Regions from separate parts of the Homo sapiens genome. Here region 2 is linked to region 1. The links are chromatin contacts, found by POLR2A ChIA-PET in ENCODE. All regions are on one chromosome and are shown on one strand. Each heading gives the region's core, a stretch centred on a gene start or an enhancer-like site at or near the end of the contact. The rest is flanking DNA. Distances are from core to core; before and after follow the strand shown. Region 1 overlaps PALLD (palladin, cytoskeletal associated protein). Region 2 overlaps DDX60L (DExD/H-box 60 like).

Region 1 (7,271 bases), core at 2,202-4,701:
TATTTCTGCAGCTCTTCCTAAGAGTGAAGACATTCTGAGCATGTTACATTCACAATCAGGCCTCCTTGATAAGTATTGAGATTCAGAGTCAAAGTTGGGAAAGCAGCCTTCAATTGTACTCATTCATGTGAAGTTTTATAATGAAGAGTGTATGTGTGTCTCTTTTTGCACTTAAACAAAGGTAGGGAAGTTGATGGCAACTATTTTCCTTCTTTCCCCATCAAAACCTGGAGTATAAATGTGGGCGTGGAAATTAGAGGGAAGCCTAAAATTTGTACTGGTCCCCAGCCCCCGTGTAGATTCATCAGCGAGATCCCAGGCTGTTTGAAAGAATGCTGGGCCTGGAGCTGAGGGACCTCCCCAGAGGCAAATTGATGGTTGGAATGCTGCTGCAGAAGGGCTCAGTGTCCCTGTGGTTCTTTAAGTCTGGAATTTTTCTTTCTTTTGAAAAACGTACTTTTGGGGGGGGCGGAAATGAATTTGAATCTATTTTCTACCACATGTTTAATGACCGAGGTGATGTATTTTTTCCTCAAATTATTATAACTCCCAGTAAAAATTCAAGCCTGTAGAAGGTAAGGAGGAGATTATATGATGAAAGTATTATTGATTTTAGTGGAATCATGGAATTTAACATATCTTCTTTACTTCCAAGTTAGTGCTTTTCACTCTACATCATGCCCAACACTTTCCTAGGTAAACAAGGGCTATAAAAGAAGGGCTTTTAATGTATCTCTTCCCCTGCTTTGGAGCAAGGCAGTTACAGAACAACAACAACAACAACAAAAATAACATTATCTGATTGATTGGTTGATTGGTTGGTTGATTTTAGAGATAAGGTCTTGCTCTGTCACCCAGGCTGGAGTGCAGTGGTGTGATCGTGGCTCACTGCAGCCTCAAACTCCTGGACTCAAGCAATCCCCCCACCTCAGCCTCCTCAGTAGCTAGGACTGCCGGCACATGCCACCACACCCAGCTAATTTTTAAAAAATGTTTTAGAGTTGGGGGTCTCACTGTGTTGCCCAGACTGGTCTTAAACTCCTGGCCTCAAGTGACCCTCCTGCCTCAGCCTCACCAGTAGCTGGGATTACAGATGTGAGCTGCTGTATGATTCTGTCTCGCATAATTGGATATATTTTAAATGGTAAACTTGATCTGTATAATATTTGGACCTCCCTCAAAAAACAAATCATTCATGAAGCTTTGGAAAGGCTATTATAACCAAATAATGTGTGCATAAGGAACCTTCTCCCCACATCTCTGAGCCCCTTTTCATTATGGAACCTCACAGCATCCCTCAGGATATCCCTGAGCCCAGGGGAAGATGAGAGTGGGAGGAATTTCAGTGATGGGAAATAGAATCAAGTTAAAGTAAACTCTGAATTCGATAGAGACAGTGTGGGATGAAGCAACAACAAAAAAATGTATTAAGACGCTATCAATAATACATTTTGCCAGCATTTTTGAGACGTTCCAAACCAGTCTCAGAAAGTTTGAGACTGATCCCAAGAAAACAATGAGAAAGGTTGAGTCTAAGCCTAAAATTTTGGCTGAATTTGGAAATTATCAGTGTGAAGGCTACACACCAAAAATATAAGAACCAACTGTCCTGAAAGTTTGGGAGTTAAGATTTGGGGAAATTATTTGAAATCATTTCAATCTACCAATTCCTGATTTTTTTGCACTAAGAATTGAAATTCTGAATCCCTTAATTTATGTATCAAATATATCTACCAGCAGTGCAGGGACAATGAGGGTGGAAATGCATTAACTAATAGATTATATGGACTGCCTTAAGCAACTGTATAATTTCTGTTAGGATGAAACCGAACCATGTTGGGAATTCTGATTTAAAATGAGGTCTGTACTTTATAGATGTGGAAAATAAGGTTCATAGGACGAAATTACTTCCTCAAAAGCGACATAACTGCGTTGCAGCAAAAACGGCAGGAGAGTGCAGGTCTCTAAGCCAAGTCTTGGACTAGGTTCTTGATTCCAACAGTTCTCCAGTGATGCTTCTGAAGACACTGGGCTGAAAGTGAACAGTGACCCTCTTTCCCGAATGTCTATAATTTTCTCAATTTAAAATTTTTCTCCTAAAAGACAATGGCTATTTTAATCTTTTCTGTTTGTTTGTTTGTTTTGAGACACAGTCTCGCTCTGTCACCCAGGCTGTAGTGCAGTGACGCGACCTCGGCTCACTGCAACCTCCACCTCCTGGGTTCAAGCAATTCTCCTGCCTCAGCCTCCCAAGTAGCTGGGATTACAGTTGTGTACCACCATGCCTTGCTAATTTTTGTATTTTTAGTAGAGACGGGGTTTCACCATGTTGGCCAGGCTGGTCTTGAACTCCTGACCTCAAATGATCCACCTGCCTCGGCCTCCCAAAGCGCTGGGATTATAGGCATGAGCCATTGTGCCCGGCGAATATTTTAATCTTTTAGTGACCTCTGCCATTTTTCTTTTCAAGAACAAGATGAATGAGCAAATGTAAACATTTTAAAATTAACTTGGAAGGGCTTTGACAGATTTCATTTCTCATGGACATATGCTTGTGACTGTTTCAATATTGCAGGCATACACTAGCATCATTTTCTTTTAGCAGAATTGCTTGGTGCTCCTGTAATAGAATGAAGTGTAATAGTGTGCAAACATTCACAACTTCCATGTGCTCTAAAACCTAAACAAGTTTGAACCCACAAGTCACTTTGTAAGGCACATCCAGGCTCGTTGAGATTCTAACTGGTGGAAATAGTTGAAAGTATATTTGTCACTTACACCTTGCCTATATCCAAGAAGGATTTGAGTCTTCCTCCAACAAGAATGCATCCAAGCCAGTCTAAAACTGTCCTCCATAAAATAGGGAAATACACTTTGGGAATTTCATAAGCTAAACACTATTTCCACATTGGTCACCATGGTGAACACAAATATGCAAAATCGACTGAATGGTAACAAGGCAGGGAGAGAACGTGCTTCCTATAGGATTTGATCTGCTGCTTATTCTGATCAAAGTGGAAACTATAAAGGTTGGTTGGAGCGGATAGCCCAATGCCTGCCCAGTAACAGGGCTGCAGGAATTAACACGGTGGACGAGGGAAGGTACAGACCATTTTCGGTGGCTAAATGAGAAATAATACTAAGCGATAGGATATCCTGTATGTTTAGATTACTTGCCTCTGAAAACGAGCTCCAATTCTTTTTCAGAACAAGTATTGGGAACAAACTGTGGATATTTAATCACTTAAGGGTACTTTCTTCTGGGAAAATCGCTCACTCTTAATTTTTCAGTTGAGTTAGACAAGGGCTAATTGCAAGAGGATTAAAACCTTGAAAACTGCTTTGTTCAGCTTATTGTTTCAGGTTTCCCTTTGGAGTGTGGATGATGTGTTTATTTGACATAATGAATACCACCATCCGCTTTGTTCCGGGAACCAAAAGGCTATGTGCTTGCCCAAGGAATTTCTCAGTTGTTTATATGTAAGGAAACACTGCTCTGTGTTATTGGATGGGACCATTACAGCTCTTTCTTAAATAGGGAATGCAGAGAGCCGTGCTTTCCTCACTCACATCTGAGCAGAGAAACCAGAAAATAGCCTTCAGCACTCCAAATGCCTGCTTGTTTTCAACACAAGAGAGCAAAGGGAACATTTATTGAAAATGTGTGTTCTTCGCTTAGGAACCCAGAGCTTTACTTTGTGTTATTGGCACATCTACTTAGACCTATGTTATATGTGTATGTGTGTATATATATATATATATATATATATTTTTTTTAAGTATTAGATTGGAGTGCTTGGCATGAATCATAGATTAGAGAACATTGACAACTAACCAGATAGTGAACTCTGCCTCTATCAGCCAAATCTAACTGCCAAAACACTGAGGAATAAAGTAACCACTAATTAAGCAGCCTGGAGTTTTGTTTTTGGGTTTTTTTTGGTGGTGGTTGTTTTTAATACATACCCTGCCATAGGATGAGGGCAATTGTGTGAAATACATGCTTTGCGGTGACTTCCAGTGATGCAACATAGCAGTCTTTTTAAACAGCTGAAAACTCTCTGGTCCTTTATGGTTTCCAAAAGGTACTCCTTAAATGGGCATAACTGATGGGGGATTGGCTAGTGAGCTACAGAGAAGGCTGAGTCAGAGTGACCTGTTGGAGCTAGCCCCGTGTGTGTGTGTGTGTGTGTGTGTGTGTGTGTGTGTGTGTGTGTGTGTGTGTGTGTAGAAAAGGGGGAGCCGTGGGCAAGGGGCGGGGGTGAAGGGAGGCTGCAAGCTTGGCAGAATGTTTGAACAAGACAAAGAGCAGTTCCAGCGACCAAATAAGGAAGTGAGTGCTGAAGTATTTCAGAATAGAAGTGTGTCAGGGACTCAAGGCAATTGCGGAGAGTAAAAATAGGCAAAGAAGAAAGGGCAAAGGATTTTTGTTTTACTTGTTCCACAAAATAAACAGGGAAAGAAGTATCTCTGGTCTTTCAGCTGGAGTGAGAAAAACAGATCGTATCTATCCCTTTCTGTTGGCTTTTTATAGACATGTGTCTGAAGAGATGTTTAGAAGCTCTTTCAGTGGCAATGGCAATAATAAGCATGCTTTTGTTAAAGACAGAAAAACGCAAGTTGTGCATTAGACGCACCATCACATTCCCTTTATGTGTAATGCATGAAACTTTTAGCCCAAGATGATGGAAGTTTCCAAGAACCAACAGAAATATCTGGAAACCCATTTTCAGACATGTCCTGAACACTGAATTATAACTGTATCCTTTGAGAAAAATCTTACCTCTTAACAAGCCAGTTAAATGTCCATTAGATACAGTGTCTAACTTAAATATGTTGATAGTTACTGAAAAAGATGTCAAAAGAGGCAAATTACGCAAAGAAACTGTCAGTACTTGTTTTAATCTTCTCAATACCATCTCCCCAACTCTCCAGAGTGGCCAATAATATGTCACTGATCCTATGGATAAATGCTGCTCTTATTTTGATACTTTTTTTGCAGTACGGGTGGAAGAGAACAAAGATTTGGAAGGAGAATTTCAGATACTCCTAAACATAATTTGAAACAACCTTTTTTTGTCCTACAAAACCAACATTGAGAAATTATTTCTATTAACCAAGAAATCAATTTACTTATGTCTGCAACTAGGAATAAATAGAAGACATTCATCCTGGGTAAGACTTTTGAAAGCCCTCAATAACTAAATTGTTGGCAACTCTAGGATTGGCAATTGAACAAATCTATCCTTCTGTTCTCATGCAAAATACAAAATTGGACAGCCCACACTTGAATCAGAAACTACCAGAACCTGCCCAGAAGAGTTTGGGTAGAGAGCTAAACTGGAGTGCAAAATAGGGAACACACAAAGATTGACCACGGCATGTAGATGATCTTACAATGTAGTGTATTCTGGCTCCAAAAATAACCTGCCCCCCACTTAAACTGAAATATAAACTCTATTGAATAAGCTACCTTGATCATGCTTCAAGAAAATGTTAGGCTTATGACAAAATGTTTATTATCACAAACAAAGAAAAAATTAAAATGAGACACAGTGTTATGCCCACGAATAGTCATTTTAATGACCAAGCTCCATCCTACCAATGCTTCACTAGTTGACTTTTTTTTTTTTAAGCAATTTAACAATAGATGTCAAGAGCAGGGAAAAAAGGCTGGGTGTGCTGGCTCACGCCTGTAATCCCAGCACTTTGGGAGGCTGAGGCAGGAGGATCACTTGAGCCCAGGAGTTGGAGACCAGGCTGGGCAATATAATGGGACTCCATCTCTACAAAAAAATATTTCGAAAAAGCCAGACGTGGCGGTGCACACCTGTAGTCTTATCTGCTTGAGAGGATGGCTTGGGCCCAGGAGGTCAAGACTGTGTGAGCCATGATTATACCATGTACTCCAGCCTGGACAACAGAGTGAGACCCTGTCTCAAATAAATAAATAAATAGTGGTAAAAAGAGTATTTGACTTCAAAATCATACTTCTCAGTATTTGCCCTGAGGAAGTAACTCAAAATGGGAAAAGAAATGTATAAGCCTGAAGATGTTTAGTATAGCATATTTTTTATAATTTCAAAACAAAAAATTTAGAAGTCAAATACACAGAATATTCTCTTATCTCAACAATGCAATATTATGCAGCAATTAAAACTGGTAATGATTAAGCCTATGAAGGCAAAAAATGTTTATGATAAATGATACAATAATGACGAAAAGTTACCTTGTAAAATTACACACTATCTGTATAGCTATGTTTTGAGGACTAGAAAAGAACATGGTGAAATAGTGCTAGTGTGTTATACATACATAGAGGTAGATTTTTTGTCATCTTTATTTTGTGTTTTTCAATAATAAATGCCTTTCAAAAAAAGATGATGATGAACAAGCTTACAGGCAAGAGGCAGGATTCCAGAGTCAGAAAGAACTGAGGCTTCAGAGTTTACCTATCCAGCAAATATAAGTCACAAAGTTTTGTGTAGCTAGTTAGTGATGTTGTAATAGACTTTGCCATTTACAGAACTGTTTTACTTACTGATTTGACTTGTCAATTATTTAAAAATAGCAAAGCTAGCAAAAATAGCAAAATGTCAATTATTTAAAAATAGCAAGTGTAATTCTTTTGTGAGAAAAACAATCACCCACAAAAATGTAACTGCAGAGGCTCCGAGACCATTTGTGTGTGTGTGTGTGTGTGTGTGTGTGTGTGTGTGATTCCTCCGGTATAGCTGTGAATAATGTGAGGTAACCAGAGACTGGCAGAGTCAGCCCAGGATTAAACACCGTCATCAGCAGCACCCCAGTTTAAAGAGAAGATTCAGAGCACCTGCATCAGGATCTCCTTCTAAAGCCCTGAATGGCAATTGGGAGCCAATCCTGACATTGAGATCACATAATAAACTGTTCTCACAAAGAGCAGTTCATTTAATCTTTCCATGCTTTTGTTTTGGTGACCCCGCTACTGCTGGGAGTAATTATAAAGAACTCCAAATGATTAGAAAGCATTTTGCATAAATCAGCTTGTTTGAATTATTGCATTTCCAGGGAAAATTAATTGCGACTTAGAACAATGCAGAAATTATTTACACACCCAGGTGTCAAAAAGCAGAGGAGAAGCAAAGAAGTAAATATATATTTATAGAATTTCCTGTGATGGCTTATAATAACTATTGAGTAATCATAGAATGTTAAATGTAATCTCATCCAACCCTCTATAGTGGAGATTTGAAAATGGAGACACAGGACTCGAAGTGAATCGTGCAGGG
Region 2 (7,271 bases), core at 1,468-3,967, 360 kb before region 1:
AGAGCGGTCTTTGCCCTTTTTCCATCTTCTTTAGCCAAGACCTTAAGATTAAGAGGCACATATACACCATGGAATACTATGCAGCCATAAAAAATGATGAGTTCATGTCCTTTGTAGGGACATGGATGAAATTGGAAACCATCATTCTCAGTAAACTATCGCAAGATCAAAAAACCAAACACCGCATATTCTCACTCATAGGTGGGAATTGAACAATGAGATCACATGGACACAGGAAGGGGAATATCACACTCTGGGGACTGTGGTGGGGTCGGGGGAGGGGGGAGGGATAGCATTGGGAGATATACCTAATGCTAGATGACACGTTAGTGGGTGCAGCGCACCAGCATGGCACATGTATACATATGTAACTAACCTGCACAATGTGCACATGTACCCTAAAACTTAGAGTATAATAAAAAAAAAAAAACATTAAAACAAAAAAAAAAAATGCAAAAAAAAAAAAAGAAAAAAGAAAAAAATTACTAAATGATGTGCTTGACTAAGAAAGAGGCTGAAACTGAAAAGAGTAGGCTGCAAGAAGCAATGGTGAAAAAATAAAATAATGAAAATAGAATAAAAATAAAATAAACATGTGGGTAAAAATAAAAAAAAAAAAAAAAAAGAGGTTATAAAACCCAGAAGTAGGGATTGAAACCACCATTGCAAAATTATGACTGAAACGGTGAAAGAGATCTGACTTAACTAACTCCACCTTGCTTCTAACCTCCAAGCTGTTCTTGTTTGTTCCTGGGTGTAGGCTGAACTAACTTTGGAAGGAACTTTGTTTACAGTTTATAGTTTGAAACAAAGATGATAACAGCCCTTTCTCAAAACAAACCCCCTTCATTCCTGGGGACTCGGCGGCCCATGGAGGACTAACAAATTAGTCAAAAGATTAGAAATTATGGCTTAGGAGTCATGCAGCTGGAGGCTACAAGATTCTGACCCTCCCCAGTATTGCTCCTGGGGATAAAACCACTATTGTAAAACCTAAGCCAGTACTTGAGATATTTTGCAGACCTTGCACGTGATGGATCAGCTGACATCAGCCAGCTCTATAAACTGGCTCATCTGATCTTGTGGTCCCCATCCAGGAACTGACTCAGTGCAAGAAGACAGCTTCAACGCCCTATGATTTCATCTCTGACCTGACCAATCAGCATTCTTGGCTCACTGGCTTCCCCCTACCCACCAAGTTGTCCTTAAAAACTCTGATCTCCAAATGCTCAGGGGAGACTGAATTGAATAATAATAAAACTCTGGTCTCCCTCAAAAAAAAAAAAAAAGATTACAGATGAACTAAGACCAACTCCAAGGAAAGAGTTGCCTCCACTACCTTTATTTTATACCCATCCACTCACTATTGTTGAATATTCCATAGATTTTGTACCCCATCACTCTACCAAAACAGCTCTTAATAATAATTAGCCTTGGCTAGGTACCATGGCTTATGCCTATAATCCCAACACTTTGTGAGGCTGAGGCAGGAGGATTGTTTGAGCCCAGGCATTCAAGACCAGCCTTGGCAACATGACCAGACCTTGCCTCTACAAAAAATAAAATTAGCCAGGCATGGTGGCGTATAGTCCCATCTATTAGAGAGGCTGAGGTGGGAGGATCACTTGAGCCTGGGAGGTCGAGGCTGCAGTGAGCTATGGTCATGCCACAGCACTCCAGCCTGGGCAACAGAGCAAGATCTTGTCTCAAAACAATAATAATAATGACAACAATAATAATTGGCCTTGACTTTCATGCAATTAAATTAAAGTCACTGAATTTTCTTGTCAACATCCTCATATTATCTGCAGAATTTGACACTAATAAACCATTTCCTTCTTTTTGAAATATGATTCATATGAACTCTAAGATATCATATTCTCCCAGATTTTCTACCATCTATCTTCACCACTCTTTTTCAGTGTCTTTTTCTAATTCTTAAGCTTCTACCTGACCACTAAATTCTGGAATATCTCTGGACCCTGAACCTAGATGTCCTCTCATTTTACCTAGAAAAACACATAACTGGTATGGTATTCAGAACCACTCATGGGCTGATGTGTCCCAAATTTTTATTCCCAGTCTAAAGAATACTTAAACTGCCTTTTACATATTTCCTTTGGAAGTCTCATTGCCACCACCTCAAACTCACTATTTCCCAAACTCATTGTTTTCCTCTTCAGAATGTTCTTCTTTCGGTGGCAGCATCCATACAGTTGGCCTAGCCAGAAACCTGAAAGTCATCATTGACTCTTCCTTCTCCCTTCTGCCTCATATCCTGTTCCTTAACCCTGTCAGTTTCAAAGCCTAAAGAACTCTTGTATCTTTGACTTCTATTTGTTCCTATTGCCACCAACATCTTAGCCATGTTAGCATCATCACCATGTGATCACTGGGGTGGTTTCCTCACCTCTATATTTGGATGTCTACAATGCGCTCTATGCACTTCAGCCAAAGAACTCTTAAACAAAAATGTCAATTTCAGCTTGAAATCCTTCAATCACTTCTCATTATTCTTAGGATTTCCTAAGTCCTTAACAGAGCCAACAAGTACTATATTGATTTTTCTCCTACCCCCTCCTCAGCTTCATCAGCTTTTCTCCTCTCTGGTCACACTAAACATATCTGAGCTCCTTGTGGCATTCGCAAGTGCTATGTCCTCTCTTGAAAACCTTTTGCTCTTCCCTTCCCCCACTAACTACTACTCATCCTTCAGACCATGAGTCATTTCACTTGTCTTCACTCTTCAGAGAGGTCAACCTTTCCAGACTGGGTTGTATCTCTTAATCATTCATTTCCAAAGCTTCATTAGTCCCTCCTTCATATCCATCAGCACCTTTGTAATCATTTTACTGCTTATTCAATAATGCAAATTGAAGTTCCATGGAAGAAGAAGAGATATGAGTTTGTATTTTTCTCCACTCCTTCCTTGGTGCTTATCACAGTGAATATGCACTGAATAAACATGTGTGGACCAGCTGCCTGACAGACTGGTTTTAAAATGTCTATGATAACAATTTGACAGTATCTATCAAGATCCTCAAATTTTCCATACCTTTTTGGCTTATCATCTCTTTTCCCATTTCAGAAAATCTATTCAAGGTAATTCATTACAAATTATCCCTCAAGGCCAGTAGCATTTATGATACAAAAGCTTCAAATGATCCTAATGTCCCTTTATAGAGGTATGATTAAGTAAACTACAATACAATCACTCAAACGTATTTAGTAGCCATAAAAATTATGCTAACCAGCTTGAGTGAATGGGTACCCCATTCTCCATGATGTGATTATTAGGCATTGCATGCCTGTATCAAAACATCTAATGCACTCAATAAATATGTACAACTACTATGTACTCACAAAAATTAAAAATTTTAAAAATTATGCTAACCAAAAGTGAAAATGCTTTTACAATAAAATAATATGTAGCATATATCGTATGATTGCAACCATAACAAAAACTAGGCCCTAAAATAAAAAATGAAAGAAATTAAACCAAAATATTAACCGTTAACAGTATTAATTTGAACAGTGGGTTAGGAGTACATATTATTATTTTTTCTTCAATTTTTAACTTTCCTTTAATACACTTTTATTAAAAACAGAAAAAATAAATTCATAAACACTTTTCCTGAGTTTCTCTACAAAGAGAATACAATGTCAATCAATTTTCTATGATTGATTATACAAAAACAAGATCTCATCAGAGATAAGAAGGAAAAAGAGGAGGCTCTCATGCTTCTATAAAACAGATATACTGTGGTTTTCCTCATTACACTACCAAAAATAAAAGTTGTTGAAAATAGGAACTTGATTTATCAGCTAATTAGATCTGGCATTATTCCAATATAACTCTAGTTTTAAAGGTGATCATGGTTTTCATCTCTCATGTTCAGACAAAAAATAAACAAAATATGTTTACCATTTTTAAGAAAGAATCACTGTTCCTAATCCAAGAGCATGTGATGACTCGAGAACAAGCTCTCTGAGAAAGGGGTAAGTGGAGTTGAAAAGCCACACAGAGGCAACGCAGTCTGCAGAAATCTTCCACCTCCTGCAGGGATAGGCAATTACTGTGCACCTGCGTACAATAAAGAAGATGAGAACAGTCACAATGTCACGCTGTGAAATGGCATTGAAATAGGCACTCCACGAAGATCATATCTTCAAAGTTTTACATCTACATTTGTGAGAAAGTCCCCTTCTGCATACACAAACTTGGCTGCACTGATACAGAAGTAGGTAAGAGGGAGGGAAAGCTCCAGGCTTAGTAGTTCACATAATGCATTTCTTATGATTTTCAGTGAAGCTGGACTTTAAATGAGTTGGCAGCAAAGGAAGTCCCTGACCCAGAGGTCTGAGGATTGACAGAGCCCCATGTAAAATGCTCTGTCATTTCAGAGAATGAAGAGTAATATCTACAAACCCATGGCAGGTTCAGGGTGAGAAATCCCGGATGGCAATCTATCTGTAAAACGTATTGAATGAGAAATCGGGGAAGGAAATGGTCAAGTTTCACCTCCTGTGGCAGAGACTTCAGAACTATTTTCGAATATATAAAAGGTTGTCATATGGAAGGTTAAAAAAACCTTAATCTGGGTATCTTCATAGAGCAAAATTAGGGATAACTGAAATTACAAGGAGATTGATTTGGGTTCAATATGTTCATTTTTTTAAATTAGAACCACCAAAAACATCGTGCATGGTCATTTGAAAATATTTTTCCAAAAACAATTAGGCAAATAGAGTAAAGGAGATTCAAATGAGACAGTGATCCCTAGCCATCTCTAAATCATGTGAGAAAGAAGCAAATTAAATTAATCAATATGAACTTTTGTGAGAAATCAGCTTTTATACCCAGAACCCTATGATGGGTGCTATTCACACTCCCACCCACGGCACATCTTCAGCATAACATAAAAGTGAATATATTAAGGTAATTATCATTTTTAAGCATGCTCTTAAAATTCTGACAATCATGCTGAAATAAAGTTTCTAAGTTCTTCATTTTTTACTGTTTATCTTCAAAATTTAAGTATTCAAATTCACAATTTTAGAGAAATCTACATAGCTAAGATCTACTGTACTACATACTAAATTAAAATATTGGAGTGCTCTGTCTCCTACATTAAAAAGACTATTGCACAGTAATTCAGGATCTGGGCTCTGAAAACCGTCTAACTCCAGTCAAGACACTGTATGAGTCAGTTCTCCTATATGTATAAAATTGGGATAGTAACAGTACACTTTCTCATAGGGTTTCTGGAAAAACGTGAAATATCTAGAATATCACCAATACACAGTAAGCCCTAAATGTTACCTATTATTAGCTAGTCTTCATAACATCCCAGCTCTGTAGGTTGAAAGCAGCTATTAGCACACATTAGACAATCAATATCCTTAGCTAAGGGAATTAATAAATGTGTTATCAGTCAAGAGAAAGTCAAAGATGGGAAATTCAAACTAAGGAAAGAATCAAGAAGGAAGAAGCATAAAATGCTCACTGCTCTCTCCATTCTCCATTCTCCATGGTGCTCCCGAAGAGTAAACAGCTTCCTTTTTTTTTTTTTTTTTTTTTAGCAGCTAGAAGAATGTTGTTGTCATTTGTTGGGATGGAGAAGAGTGAGGCAGAAGCAGGTTTGGGGAGTTTGGTTCCAGAAATCCTAAATTTGAGATGTCTATTACAAATCCAAGTGAAAATGTTGAGTTGGTGGTTCAGACTAGAGGTCTGAAATTCCTCTAGTTATTTCAAAGGGACATTAAAATTGCCTTCCAAGATATGTATGATCAGTGGGGGTAGATATCATGTCTATTTCTTCTCTCTCTCCAAATATATTTATTTTTGGCATATATATTACCATGCACAAAGTAAATATTTTATGAAAACATGCTGATAGATTTAAGAAATGGACAATTTTCTCCTATAGAATACTAACTTCTTGAGCCCTGTACAGTCACATTATTTCTTTCTTTTTCTTTTTCTTTTTTTTTCTATTTCTTTTATTGCTGTTTGTTTTAAGAACAGAGTTTTCAGCCTGAAACACACCAATATCTAGACTGCATACAAACTTTGTGTGTGTGTGTGTGTGTGTGTGTGTGTACTTATGCAAGCAGGGATGCATATAGTAGAGCGGAAAATCCATGTTCCTCAAAAGATTCCTAAAGGGCCCTATAAGCTGAAAACAATTATAAAAATTCAGGATCTCTATAGTCTCAGTGACACTAATAAACAATAACAGAACTGTTCTTTTAAATACACAACTTAACAGAGCAGAATCATTACAAGCTGTGGAGCCAACCATCCTAGTCAAAATCCAGGCTGCCTTTTACCATGTGATTTTAGGTAGGTTAGGGAAGTCTTGGTCTCAAAGTCTTGAATCGACAGGAGAGAGTGATAATTGCTATACTGAAAAGTTGTAAGATTACATGGTGTCAGGTAACACAAAGACCCTGAAACACAGCGTATAGTGGGGCCCCTCCTCCAATTTGTTTCTTTTCCTCTTCCTCCTCACTTTCTCTGTTTTTTAGAAGAACTGGGCCAAATAACTACTAAGTGAAACACCAGATAAAACTTGCTGTACATTGTATTTTAAGAAAAACACTAAATTACGTAACATAATATTTTCTTATGTATACAGATTCTAATTTTTCTCCCCTTTTTGGTATTTAATACACATAAATTGGTGGGGGAAGGGGCTAAATTCCTAATGAAGAAAATGGCGGTCAGAAACCAAGAGTATGTCCACAGTGGAGAACCTGATGCCACCAGTGAAGTTATACCAGTTACACCTGATGAATGACAGCTTTCTGCCTGGCGGCTGTGTTCTTTTTACTTACTAAGACACGATGGTACATTCTCAAGGATAGTGAACATGAAGTGACACAGAGAACACGCTGGATGTCCGATCCTTCTGACCATAGGTGCTGAAGCAGAAATAGAGTCTGATACGCCTATCAAAAAAGAAATTTCTTCAAATGTCAAATTATTTAGAAATATTCTTTTACTCAGAAGTGCTCTTACTTGTAAGAAACATAAAGAAAACGATTGTATAGATTTGACTAAACGGAACTTCAAATGTTTAGTTTAAAAATGTATGATCATTTTAATGATAGAAAATTGAAAAATAATTACAACCAATATGCCAGAGAAATATGAAAACCTAAATATGTAAAGAAATTAAATAATAAGAAATTAAGATTTAGTAAAACATGAACTGATTCACAAAGAAGGAAATAGATTATTAATAAAAATAAAATCATCCCATTTT

Evidence for each region. ChIA-PET counts read pairs that join two places held with the same protein, here RNA polymerase II (POLR2A).
Region 2: POLR2A ChIA-PET joins it to region 1 with 17 read pairs in PC-9. The contact joins two enhancer-like sites. POLR2A ChIA-PET finds 5 or more read pairs at or near these places in 2 of 52 experiments (PC-9 and activated T-cell).

What each region holds. Positions count from the first base shown.
Region 1 is chr4:168,812,645-168,819,915 of GRCh38, forward strand. The region is part of intron 10 of PALLD (palladin, cytoskeletal associated protein); the gene reads left to right. Among named protein-coding and RNA genes, the nearest start is that of PALLD-AS1, 170 kb to the left of the region's middle. RefSeq lists enhancers at 3,226-3,860, 3,861-4,496. Within about 2 kb of position 3,452, at least 16 of the 41 ENCODE cell types and tissues checked have a DNase peak (open chromatin) inside an H3K27ac peak, as active enhancers do.
Region 2 is chr4:168,449,199-168,456,469 of GRCh38, forward strand. It overlaps DDX60L (DExD/H-box 60 like), which reads right to left. Exons shown (of 38, transcript NM_001012967.3): 7 at 6,841-6,954; 8 at 3,926-4,084. Among named protein-coding and RNA genes, the nearest start is that of DDX60L, 28 kb to the right of the region's middle. Within about 2 kb of position 2,718, at least 4 of the 41 ENCODE cell types and tissues checked have a DNase peak (open chromatin) inside an H3K27ac peak, as active enhancers do.